Linked DNA regions of Homo sapiens: region 2 is linked to region 1. Evidence: read pairs that join two places in POLR2A ChIA-PET (ENCODE). Cell type or tissue: Panc1. All regions are shown on one strand. Each heading gives the region's core, and the rest is flanking DNA. Links, peaks and the distances in the headings are about the cores only.

The links. Peaks named below come from ENCODE experiments on the same cell type or tissue, not always from the same donor. Only the 100,000 strongest peaks of a DNase experiment are listed, where the experiment ranks them.
Region 2: POLR2A ChIA-PET joins it to region 1 with 5 read pairs; 3 of 35 experiments call an interaction of 5 or more read pairs at or near these places.

The regions. Positions count from the first base shown.
Region 1 is chr1:6,866,560-6,872,772 of GRCh38, reverse strand. All of the region lies in intron 3 of CAMTA1 (calmodulin binding transcription activator 1), which reads right to left. Among named protein-coding and RNA genes, the nearest start is that of CAMTA1, 84 kb to the right of the region's middle. RefSeq lists an enhancer at 4,696-5,428. In Panc1, for the core only: a CTCF peak has its summit at 4,635; no DNase peak of the experiment used is centred there; H3K27ac peaks cover 677 bases.
Region 2 is chr1:6,719,076-6,725,288 of GRCh38, reverse strand. It overlaps LINC01672 (long intergenic non-protein coding RNA 1672), which reads right to left and starts at 544. Exons shown (of 2, transcript NR_104620.1): 1 at 439-544. In Panc1, for the core only: CTCF peaks have their summits at 4,878 and 5,113 (motif pointing left); a DNase peak (open chromatin) is centred at 5,108.

The DNA.
Region 1 (6,213 bases), core at 772-5,771:
GACATGATTTCTAAGGAGTATCTTGCCAGTTCAAAGAACTGACTCAAGTTTGGTTTCTGTCTTTCGGTTTTGGTTTGTTTTGCTTTAGATTAAGAATTTTCTGAAAAGAGAAATACAATAAAAATGCATTGTTTGAAAAACAGTCATGAAATTGCATATGGCAGAAATCAATCTGGTATTGAGACTACCAGGGCTGGCTGACCAGGTTTTGGCAGAGACAAAAGTACATTTTTTGGTCATGTTAAATTGCTTGTTCTTAACTTATGCCTAAAATTAAAGAAATAAAATATTAAAAGAGTGGGGAAAGGTGAATTTGGGTAATGAGGCAACTTTGTATTTTTCTAGTCCTTAAATGAAATTAAAATTAAAAGTCTAAGCTTTTTCTCCCCAAAATACTTCAGAATACAAAATATAATCTGAAGATGTATAATGTGGCAGCTAAGACTAATAAATTCAAGTTGCTACTATTTCTGAAAGAAAGATAAGTTACTCTGCAGAGGAAAGGGTATGTGGTGGTGGTGGTGGTGGTGGTGGTGGTGATGGTGAGGGTGTATGTGTGATAAGGTGAGGGGCAATGGTTTGGGTGGTTTGGGAGTAGAGAAGAGGTATGGGTGTCCTGGGTGTGTGTAAGTTATACGTAAATATCAAGTTAATTCAGCTTCTGCAAAACATGAATAAAAAAGGAAATATACTGTATGGGGAAATGCACTCATTAAACTTAAATTTTAAAAGGATGAAAACACAGATTACACTTTATTTTAAAACTGAAATGAATTTTAATACAGAAAATGAAGACAGCATTTTGCAAATTTATCACTCAAAGGGGTATCTCTATTTGAGGAAATCAGCGTGTTACACTTTGAAAGATGAAATGTTACAGCTTGTACACCAAAATTAAAAAATGAAATTAAATTAAAAAATGAAATGGTTACCAAGGTAATGCAGGTCAGGGGATCAAAGGTGAAGGGTCACACATTATTAAAAAGAAATCCAAAAGGACGGCTGCATCATGATCTCTGCAAAACAAAGGAGCTCCAGTAAGTAAAACTAGTATCTCTGAGAATTTAAAATCAAGCTCTTGAAAAGATTCCACTGTAACTGAACCCCATCATTCCTGATGTCGTGTAGAGCCATTTTTATTTACATACAAAACCACACTTTCATTACCTGTTACCAACAATTTTTTTTTAATTTAACCATTCAATCATTAAAACCTAAAATATCTTCAACTGAAAGTGACCAAAAGTGCTGATATTTCAATTTGACCCCATAACCTGTTTTCTGGAAATGACAGTGTTTGATAAGTTGCCAACATATCAGAAATCTAATGTGGTCACAGCATGGTGAGTTTTTCCTCTCCTCAAGGAATGAGTTCCAAAATTGAGTTTTTGCAAATTTGTTTCATTTGAAGTAGCTGCATAAAATTTCCATTATTGGAACATTTAGTATAACAATGTTCTAGAAGACAGCAATAAAGTGATACATGATAAAATAAACCGTGTAACTATATCTATTAAGATGTGGTCTCACATTCAACTTTCACTGCACAGGGGAAAAAAAAGACATTTTAAGCAAAATAACTTGCTAGTTCTACTGGAATTACACAGAATTAATAGGGGCTTGACACGAGGAATATCTACAAGGGTTTTTTGTTTTGTTTTTCCTGTATCTGACAGGCTTCATTTCATCAATAAGTGTTATTATTTACTCACTTTTCCCATTAACAAACTAAAGCAGTTTATGTTTTTTAAAAGGATAGACCTATGGTTTTGTTTTGAAACATGAAGCTACCACCCAAATCATGACAAACTTTGCAGTAATGGTAAGCACTATAATTAATGGTTATACTAAATAATTTCAGTATTCATTTCACTAGTATATAAAATGAACAGTATCATAACACAATCATCTTTAGTGTCTCCTGTCTAAAAATTAAGCTTTAGCAGGCTATATGCTCCCTGGTTTAGGGATCCAAATTCCTTAGTGCTTACTAGACAGCAGATTCTACAAAGCAGTGTAAATGATGGCCTGCCATACAGAAGAGTAAATGGCAGGAGCATAACCAGGAAAAAGAACTTAGTTACCATTCTTTTTACAAGAGTTCCCACTTGCCATTTCTTCTTACATTCTCCTACTTCAGCTGTAGCCCACAATAAATTTAACATTTGAGTTAACCTTGTTAAAACTAAATTCCAAAAACACTTAGATATTAAAATATAGACAACTTCCAAAAGGATTTTATTAAAAGAAACAGAATATTCTTTCTAGAGGCTTACGGCAATCAATAAATAAACAAACTCTATAAATGCCAGATGTTTGTTCCTGTGATTAGGTTTTGTTAAAATAACTTGCAGAGCTCATGCACTCGGTCCGAGTGTTAGTGCCCTAAAGCCATGTTTCAAAAAACACAATGTTTTTTTTTTAAGTTGCATAGCTACTGAAAAGTAAACTTGCATTTCATTTCTCTGGAATGCTCATCTCACATAAAGTCTGTCACATATGTGTTTGTTGCTCGGAGGCATGCAAGTAATTTTGAACACTGCAGAAGGAATCAACACCCCATGAAAACAATGCATACGTTGTTTTAGTAGCATCATTATTTAGACCATTTCAGCATGTTTGTAACAAAAAACAAGAAGCGAGTAGTGTAACACGAGTCAAGTTCTGTTTCCCAAAAATATTTTGCATTAAAAAGGGGAAAAAGTAAACCGGTTCAAATCAATTATCTCTATGTACCTCCTTCATTACTAAAACATGTATGTATTAAATAACAATCTCTTCTTGACATCAAGATGATGCAGTATTCACAGATGCTTTTTTAAAGTCTTCTAAATCATCTTGAAAATTCACCAACTCACACACTAAAAAATGTTAGCCCAAATCTTCTATCAGCTTAATCTCTGCCAAAAGTTTCAGACACCAGACTACCTGAACGTGACGTCCAGGCAGGAATTGCTCTGAGTGCCTGAATATTACAACCAACCAAATTCCCACGTGGGAATGAAATCAATCGCCTCACCTAAATACTTAGTGGTTCTGACAAAATGGCTCCAAATGAAATGGTGCCAATAACAACATTTTAGGTGATTTCAAAAAAATCTGCAAAGGATTTTAGCTAATGTTTTCTACATGAGTTTGCTATTTAGGGAGGGGAAGGTAAAGGCTACTAGGAGTTTACTATGTCCCTCACAGTCAAGGAACCTGGAATATAATTTAATAAGTAAAAAGAAGGCTAGAAGCCATCCAAGGGGCAATGCAACCCTAGGGAGTAACTAATTCCACTTAAATTATGACAACAAAGAGCTGATTCTGAGTCCGGTCTGTTTGCTGAGGCAAGTATATAAGCCACACACATTTTCCCACAGAAATAATGCTGTAAAGAGGAATTAGACTTGACAACTGTCGATTTAACCTGAACTATTTGAGGTTATTGGGCCTGAGTAGCTTCTCTCCCCATCAAGGGCTGGCCTAAGTCTTAACTTTGGATACAAAGCCCTCTCTTCAGAACCTCCTGTCTTCCTGCCCCACTCCCAGGCGCCAGCAGCAGTGCTTCAGGATCCAAGATTATCCATCTTCCTCTCTCTTCCAGAAGCCTCCCTTTCTTCAATAAGGCACAGTCAGCTCATGACTATGAATGGACTGAATTAATACACACCAGTGCATGAACAGACTGAGCCTGAGGGGTTTTCATTCACCCCAAACAAATCCCCAACTGGCAGAACTACCAGGTATTTTTAAATCAAAGAGTACAGAAAGCTAGTCTAGCTCAAGGAAGACTTTTTACATTACAGCTTGTCTCTTTGTAACTAGTAAGTGAATTAGACAGGAAATACTCAAAGACCCTAACCAACCCCCAAAACCTTGCATAGGATACAAGCTATCCTTAATCTAAAACTGGAAATCTACTCTACACTGCCCTATCTGTGAGTTACATGGAGGCTGAAAGAAGAAACACACCAAGTTTCACTTTCACAAGTCCATCAAGTCATCAGTGTTACAGCAAAGAATATTCTTCTAGGGAAATTATCACCCATATTAAGCTCTAACTACCTGGACAACATTTTATAGGGATACCTTTTCCAACAAACTCAATTTGTATTCTATGTTAAAAATCTTCCCCCCTCCCTCCCTGCCCCACACCAAGGAGTAGTACTTTAAGCACAGGGAATTGGTTCACTTCTCAACTAAACAGACAAAGAACAAAGAATGTCATTTCTAGTAAGGTTAAATCATGACAGAAATGCCGCCATTTTCACCTCAGGCATATTACTTTCAAAACAAAATACATGGAAGAACTGTAAAGAAATGAAAAACAAAGAGCCAAGAAAATGCAGAGTCATAGAAGCTAAAAGGAGACAGCTGAAGAAACCCATTAAAATAAAACCCTATACAGTCGTTTTTTAACCCTATACAGTCGTTTTTTGTTTTGTTTTGTTTTGTTTTGTTTTGTTTTTAAAAAAAAAAAAAAAAGAGTCTCGCTCTGTCACCCAGGCTAGAGTGCAGTAGCAAGATCTTGGCTCACTGCTGCCTCCGCCTCCCAGGTAAAACTTTACACATTCTACTAACTCTTTACAAGATCGCTGTTAACTCAACATTATATAATGCTTTCTGCAGCAGAAACTAACCTCAGCAAGTATATTCAACAATTAAAAAGAACTACCCAGGCCAGGCACGCTTCTGTGGCTCACGCCTATAATCCCACCACTTTGGAAAGCAAAGGCAGGAGGATCACTTGAGCCCAGAAGTTTGAGACTAGCCGGGCAATATAGGGAGATCCCATCTCCACAAAAAATTAACATTAGCTGGGTGTGGTGGTACATGCCTGCAGTCCCAGCTACTTAGGAGGCTGAGGCAGAAGGAACACAAGCCCAGGAGGTGGAGGCAGCAGTGAGCTGAGACTGTGCCACTCGCTGCATTCCAGCCTGGGTGACAGAGCAAGACCCAGTCTCTGGGGGAGGGAAAAAAAAGAAAAAAAAAGAGGTGATTACAATGAGAGCAAAGTTTATTATTTTTAATCTATAAATATAAATAAATCAATCACCAGCATGCCATTCAACAACAAAAAAATGCACTTGAGCTATGTATACACTACAGTTAGTGGGGATTACATTTTTATTACCATTTCATGTTAGAATTCATGTTAGTCTTTCTAGCATGATAAAAATGCCATCTATTGAAAAACCAAAGAAAAGCGCAGCCTTTGGCTTTCATGTCTGTAGCTCACCCGCAAGTGGCCGGCAGGTGCTGTCCTCCCTTTCTCTCCCTCTCCTGCCAGCAGGCACCATCTCCACCTCTATTCCAGCCTTTCCGAAAATATATTTCCTGTCAAACTCTTCCAAGATGGTCTGTTCAGAGAATCTGTTTCTCAAAACTTTCTATAAATATTACAGCAACCTATACCTACAATCATATTATTTCCACAATACTCCTCAAAAAGAAAAAAAAAGCGAAAACTACAAGTTAAATATCTTTCTACCTAGTATTTTATCCTCAATAATGTAACTTTTTTTTTCCCTAAAAACATCAAAGCTTTCACAAAAGGAGGAGAAGGGTGGGCAGAAGGAATCGCAAAAGGCACCAGGAAACTTTGGAGAGTGATAACATGCTCATTATCATAGTATGGTAATGGTTGTGCGGTGTATACAGATGCACACTTGCAAAATGTACAAGACAATGCACAACTTAGTATGCCAATTATACCTCAACAAAGCTGCTTAAGAATGGTGGGTGGGGAGCCTGAGACAAGAATGCTGCCCTCTCCGCGTGCTTTAGGCACGCAGCCATGCTGTGGCCATCCACACAAAGGAAGCTGAGAGATCATGGAGAAGCACACGGGAGCCGCCATCCCTGAGCTGCTTGTCTTCTTGTTACATGAGACAATAAAAGAATCCTCAATGTTTATGAATATAGAAATACATAATAAACACATAAATGCTACATATTTAAAACCCTTAGTATTGATTACTAATTTTCAAATTAGCCACAAACCTGAAATTACCATATTTTCCAAAGCAAAAGTCCGGGCACAGTCTGACATAGTTTCGCTAAAAAGAGACTATCTGAAATCAGCTTTAGATATACTCCTATTTTTGCAACTGACATGCTAATCCACAAAATATGCTTAAATTTTTTTCTTCCGATTGGCCTGCTGCATTGCACCAACTCTATCATAGTCTAGACCCACTCATTTCTCGTGCTACCCCACTACCCACT
Region 2 (6,213 bases), core at 367-5,366, 150 kb after region 1:
GATAACATGGCCACCCCTCTTACTCTGAAGTAAGAACTCCCAGGCAGCATCTCTTGTAAAGTAAAGATGCAGAGCTTCAGGGACTCAGAACCTCCACCTGCGCTCCTCCACTACAGGCACATCTCAGTTACTTGGACCCAGTTCAAGGATGGGTGAAGGCCTGTTTTTGCCAATGACTAAACAACCTTGGAGAAGTCTGTGCACATCGGTCGCTATGTCCTTGGTTCTGGCAGGAAGCAAATGTAAACTCCCAGTCGTGAGGGCAACCACATAGCCTTGGGTCTCCTTTCCTCCTCGACTCACTGGTTCTGACGCACTAAACAAATGATAAGCCTAGATTGCTAGTCTTTGGCTGTGATATCTCCTGCTAGAACTTCCATCTCTCCCACAGCCTACCCTGTGGGACCATCTGCTTCTTTACAGCAAATCTCACCTCACCTGTTGACATTTACATGCACATGCCAAAACTAAGAGAAAGCCTGAAGAATGTGGGACATGAGGAGCTGGGATGTTCCTGGGTCGCTCCACGCTTCATGAGTCAGGCAGGCTGGAATGTGGTTGAAAATCAGGGAGTTATGGATACACATTCCAAAGTCCCCGGTGACATGTTCAGAATGAACGGAACTCCATGACAGGCAAAAACAACAGCCCTTGTTTAATTCTGAAGTTTACATGCACATTGGCACTGTTCTATCCTAACCTTTTGTTTCCATGGAAACCATTTATGATACCACAAAAAGAGGATTCTGACCAAAGTAAGGAAGGAATAGCAGCAATGGAAACTTGCTTTCAAATGAGCTTCAGGTAGAGGGAAGGACAGGGAAAAAAAAAAACAAAGAAACAAAATGTGGAGCCTGATACGGTTTGGATTTGTGGCCCTGCCCGAATCTCATGTCAAATTATAATCCCCAATGTTGGAAGATGGGCCTGGCGGGAGGTGATTGGATCATGGGGGCAAACTTCCCCCTTGCTGTTCTCGTGATAGTGAGTGAGTTCTCGTGAGATCTGGTTGTTTGAAAGTGTGCAGCACCTCCCCCTTCGCTCTCTTTTCCTCCTGCTCCAGTCACGTGGGACGTGTCTGCTTGCCCTCCACCTTCCGCCATGATTGTAAGTTTCCTGAGGCCTCCCAACCATGCTTCCTGTACAGCCTGTGGAACCGTGAGCCAATTTAACCTCTTTTCTTTATAAATGACCCAGTCTCAGGTAGTTCTTTATAGCAATGCAAGAACAGACGAATACAGAGCCATGCCCAGAGCTATTGTTAGGGAGAATGACTCTCTCCGGATGCCCTAGGATGGATGTTTGTGGCCCACTCCTACCAGAGTTGATTCTGACGATCTAGCTGGCTGAGTAACCCTTCCAAAAACTGCTTTACCCTTATGTTTTCTTTTCTCAAGAAAAAAAGTGTTGTTCAACCAAGGGGAAAGCACTCTCTGTTGTAACCCAAGCATGCAGAGGCATGGGGTGGAGGAGCAGACGTCACCTAGAGTATTAGTTTCCTGAGCCTGCTGTAATAAACTTGGTAGCCTAAAACAATAGAAATTTATTTTCTTACCGCTCTGGAGGTCAGAAGTCCAAAATCTGGGTGTCAGTAGATCCACGCTCCCTTTGAAGACTGTAGGACAGACTCCTTCCTTGCTTCTTCTGGTATCGGTGACTTGTTGGCCTGTGGTTGCTTCACTCCAATCTCTGCCTCTGTCTTCTCATGGCCGTCTCCCCTGTGTCTGTGTCTCAAATCTGCCTCTACCTTTTTCTCATAAGGACACCTGTCAGTGGAGCTAGAGTCCATCCTCAATCCAGAATGATATCAAGATCCTTCATTACATCTGCAAAGACCCATTCTCGAAATACGGTCCCTTTCTCATGTTCTGGGGGTTAGGACTTGGACATCACTTTTGGGAGCCACGATTCAACCCACTATACCCATATAACAGGAGACTTTGCCGTGGCAACTATAAAAATTCACATTCCATTTTGGGAGGCTGAGGTGGCAGATCACGAGGTCAGGAGACCTTCCTGGCTAACACGGTGAAACCCTGTCTCTACTAAAAATACAAAAAAAATTAGCCGGGCGTGGTGGCACACGCCTGTAATCCCAGCTACTCAGGAGGCTGAGGCAGGAGAATTGCTTGAACCCAGGAGGCGGAGGTTGCAGTGAGCCAAGATCGTGCCACTGCACTCCAGCCTGGGCGACAGAGCAAGATTCTGTCTCAAAAAAAAAAAAAAAAAAAAAAAAATTCACATTCTGAGCACCAAATGGGAAACCCCGTAGGTCTTGAAGCTTTGGCCAATTTCGGAAAAATTGCATGAGCAGTTCCTACCACTCCAAGACCTGGGCACGGCAGGGAATCTGGGGCGTTGCCATGGTGATTCTAAACCTTGAAACTTTTGTCTTTTCATATTGTTTGCAAGGAACTAGTTACTCAAACCTCATATGAAATGCAGGAATCCAACAGATAGGCTGTTTCTAGAGTAAGCTCATTGCTTGGAGTGAGAACTCCCCTCTGCCTTCATTGAAGAAACAGCACCTGTGACGTTCTTGGGATTCTCCCCAATGACCACCATACTAGGCTTAGCAACAACCTTAAACTTTCAATATAATCAGACATACCTGAGAGTGAGGAGGACAGACGAGGTAGAAGAGAAATGCTCCAACACAGCCCTCCACCACTCCTATTCAGAAGAAATTTTGAAAATGCTTGAAGGAGGCCAGGCACAATGGCTCATGCCTATAAGTCCCAGCATTTATAGAGGCTGAGGCAGGTGGATTACTTGAGCTCAGAAGTTCGAGGTCAGCCTGGACAACATGGTGAGAACCCGTCTCTATAATTAAAAAAAAAAAAGAGGCCGGGCACTGTGGCTCAAGCCTGTAATCCCAGCACTTCGGGAGGCCAAGGCAGGTGGATCACCTGAGGTCAGGAGTTCGAAACCAGCCTGGCCAACATGACAAAACCCCATCTCTATTAAAAATACAAAAATTATCTGGGTGTTGTGGTGTGTGCCTGTAATCCCAGCTACACAGGAGACTGAGGCAGGAGAATTGCTTGAACCCAGGAGGCAGAGGTTGCAGTGAGCCAAGATCGTGCCACTGCACTCCAGCCTGGGCCACAGAGCGAGACTCCGTCTCAAAAAATAAATAAATAAATAATAAAAATAAATTTTAAAAAAGAAAGAAAATGCTTGAGGCTGGGTGTGGTGGCTCACACCTGTAATCCCAGTAACATGGGAGGCCCGAGGTGGGAGAGGATCACTTAAGGCCAGGAGTTCAAGACCAGCTGCAGCAACCTAGTGAGACCTCATCTTTATTTAAAAATTAAAAAATTTAAAAACAAAACTCTTGACTCTACTAAGATACTGTTGGTAACACGGACAGTGAGTGAAAAGCCTCTGTATGAACAGCTTATCATGATTGGCATGACTCTGCCACCCACATCTGTATTTATAAGCAGCTACAGAGGGCCAGGTGGCAGGTGAAAGCTTGTTTCTCCAGGAAACAACAAACTCAGAGAAGCCGTGGCTTTTGTTGAATCTTCCTGGAACTGTCATGCAGGAAAGCCTGGGAAAGGGAAGATTTGGGTAAGTTCATCAGAGTTTCAGTCTGGACAGGATTTTGGCTGCAGATTCTCTTGGTAATTTCCTTTTACATGAGGTAAAAACGTGAGTGACTTTCCTCATGTTAATACATCCATCACCTTCTAGATCCAGCATCCTGCTTCCAGTAGCGTGCTGGGGCCTCCTGTAGCATGCTGGGGCCTGAACACATGGTCTGACTTCGCAGTCATGGCACTGAACCCCTGAGAACCTACCAAAAAGGAGGGTGCAGAGGAAAACCCTCTCCTTGATGGTGTCCCGCATGGCAGAAACAGGCTTTGCTCCTGGAATACTTTCAGGCCCAGGATCATCTTCACAATGAAAAACCAAGACTAGGCCCGGGCGTGGTGGCCCATGCCTGTAATCCCAGCAATTTGGGTGGCCAAGGCAGGCGGATGGCTTGAGCCTAGGAGTTTGAGACCAGCCTGGCCAACATAGCAAGACCTTGTCTCCACACAAAATGCAAAAATTAGCCAGGCGTGGAGGCATGTGCCTGTAGTCCCAGCTACTCAGGAGGCTGAGATGGGAGGATTGCTTGAGCCCAGGAGGTGGAGGCTACAGTGAGCCAAGATCACACCATTGCACTCCAGCCTGACAGAGTGACAGAGACACTGTCTCAAAATAAAAAAATACAAAAAGATAAACCAGGACTGGGAAAACAGAACTAAGGTGGTATGCCCACTTATTGTGAGCCTTCTGGAAGGAGGTCGTGCACTTTTGAAAAGAACCAGAGAGGCCAGGCGTGGTGGCTCATGCCTGTAATCCCAGCACTTTGGGAGGCTGAGGCGGACAGATCACCTGAGGTCAGGAGTTCAAGACCAGCCTGGCTAACATGGTGAAACCCTGTTTCTACTTTAAAAAAAAAAATACAAAAAACATAGCCAGGGCCGGGCACGGTGGCTCACGCCTGTAATCCCAGTACTTTGGGAGGCTGAAGCAGGTGGATCACAAGGTCAGGAGTTCAAGACCAGCCTGGCCAACATAGTGAAACCCCGTCTCTACTGAAAATACATAAAATTAGCCAGGCGTGGTGGCGGGCACCTGTGATCCCAGCTACTCGAGAGGCTGAGGCAGAAGAATCGCTTGAACCCGGGAGGCAGAGGTTGCAGCGAGCCAAGATCACGCCATTGCACTCCAGCCCGGATGACAGTGTGAGACTCTGTCTCAAAAAAAAATTAGCCAGACGCGGTGGTGCACGCCTGTAATCCCAGCGACTAGGGAGGCTGAGGCTGGAGAATTGCTTGAACCCGGGAGGCGGAGGTTGCAGTGAGCCAAGATTGCGCCATTGCACTCTAGCTTGGGCAACAAAAGCAAAATTCTGTCTCAAAAAAAAAAAAAAAAAAAAATGAAAAGAAAAAGAGAAAAGAACCAGAGAATCAAACACATTGTCCACAAAACAGCCCTGCTTCTGCACAAGCAGGTGATGGGGGCGCCATTTTCCTGAAACATCCCCCTTCCTATTCTAAACCTTCAAGTGCAGTCTCTTTGTACGCTTCTGTTCATTGGGACCACAAGTCTGCCCTCTGCTGGTTAAGGGACATGCAAGCATTATTACAACTGGGAAGGGGACCAGTGCTGTGGCCCCTTAACCGACATTTTTCCCAGAGGGGCAGTGATGTAGGCAGTAATGTACTTACCTCCTAACTCATAGAGACTTTATCTTAAGAGTCAGAGCTGTTGAGTGGCCGATAAAACATTCTCTACCTTCATGGGTCACAGATAACATCTACACGCCGCATATCCCAGGGAATTCTAAAATCAAGCTGGTGTTATCACACCTATGGCTAAAAGTCCTCTGAAACATCATCATATAAGTTAATCTCAAAGAGAAAACATAAATAAACCAAGGAAACATAAAAACAGTCATTGAAAGATACAAACCTGAGTCTGAATCCTGGTCTTTCTATTTACTAGCTCCGTGAGCTGGAACGAGTACTCAACCTCTTTTTTTTTTTTTTTTTTTTTTTTTTTTGAGACACGGTCTGAACTCTGCTTCCTAGGCTGGAGTGCAGTGGGGCGATCTCAGCTTACTGCAACCTCCGCCTCCTGAGCTCAAGGGATCCTCCCATCTCAGCCTCCCAAGTAGCTGAGACTACACACAAGCACCACCACGCCTGGCTAAGTTTGTATTTTTTGTAGAGACGGGGTTTTGCCATGTTTCCCAGACTTGTCTCAAACTCCTGGGCTTGAGCGATCTGTCCATCTCAGCCTCCGAAAGTGCTGGGATTACAGGCATAAGCCACTTCGCACTGTTATTCAACTTCTCTAAACCCCAGTTTCCTCAACTGTAAAATGAGGCTGTCTATAATTACATCAGATAATTGTTGAAAAGATTAAATGAGATCATTAATCAGGTAGCACAGTGCAGTATCTGGCACATTGTAAGCATTCTTTAAATCAGGGGTGTCCCGTCTTTTGGCTTCCCTGGGCCACATTGTTAGGATTGTCTTGGGCCACACATAAAATATACTAAACACTAACAATAGCTGATGTGCTTCAGCAAAAAAAAAAAAAAGGCCAGGCACCGTAATTTACAGCTGTAATCCCAGCACTTTGGGAGGCCGAGGCAGGCAGATTACCTGAGGTCAGGAGTTCAAGACCAGCCTGGCCAAGATGGTGAAA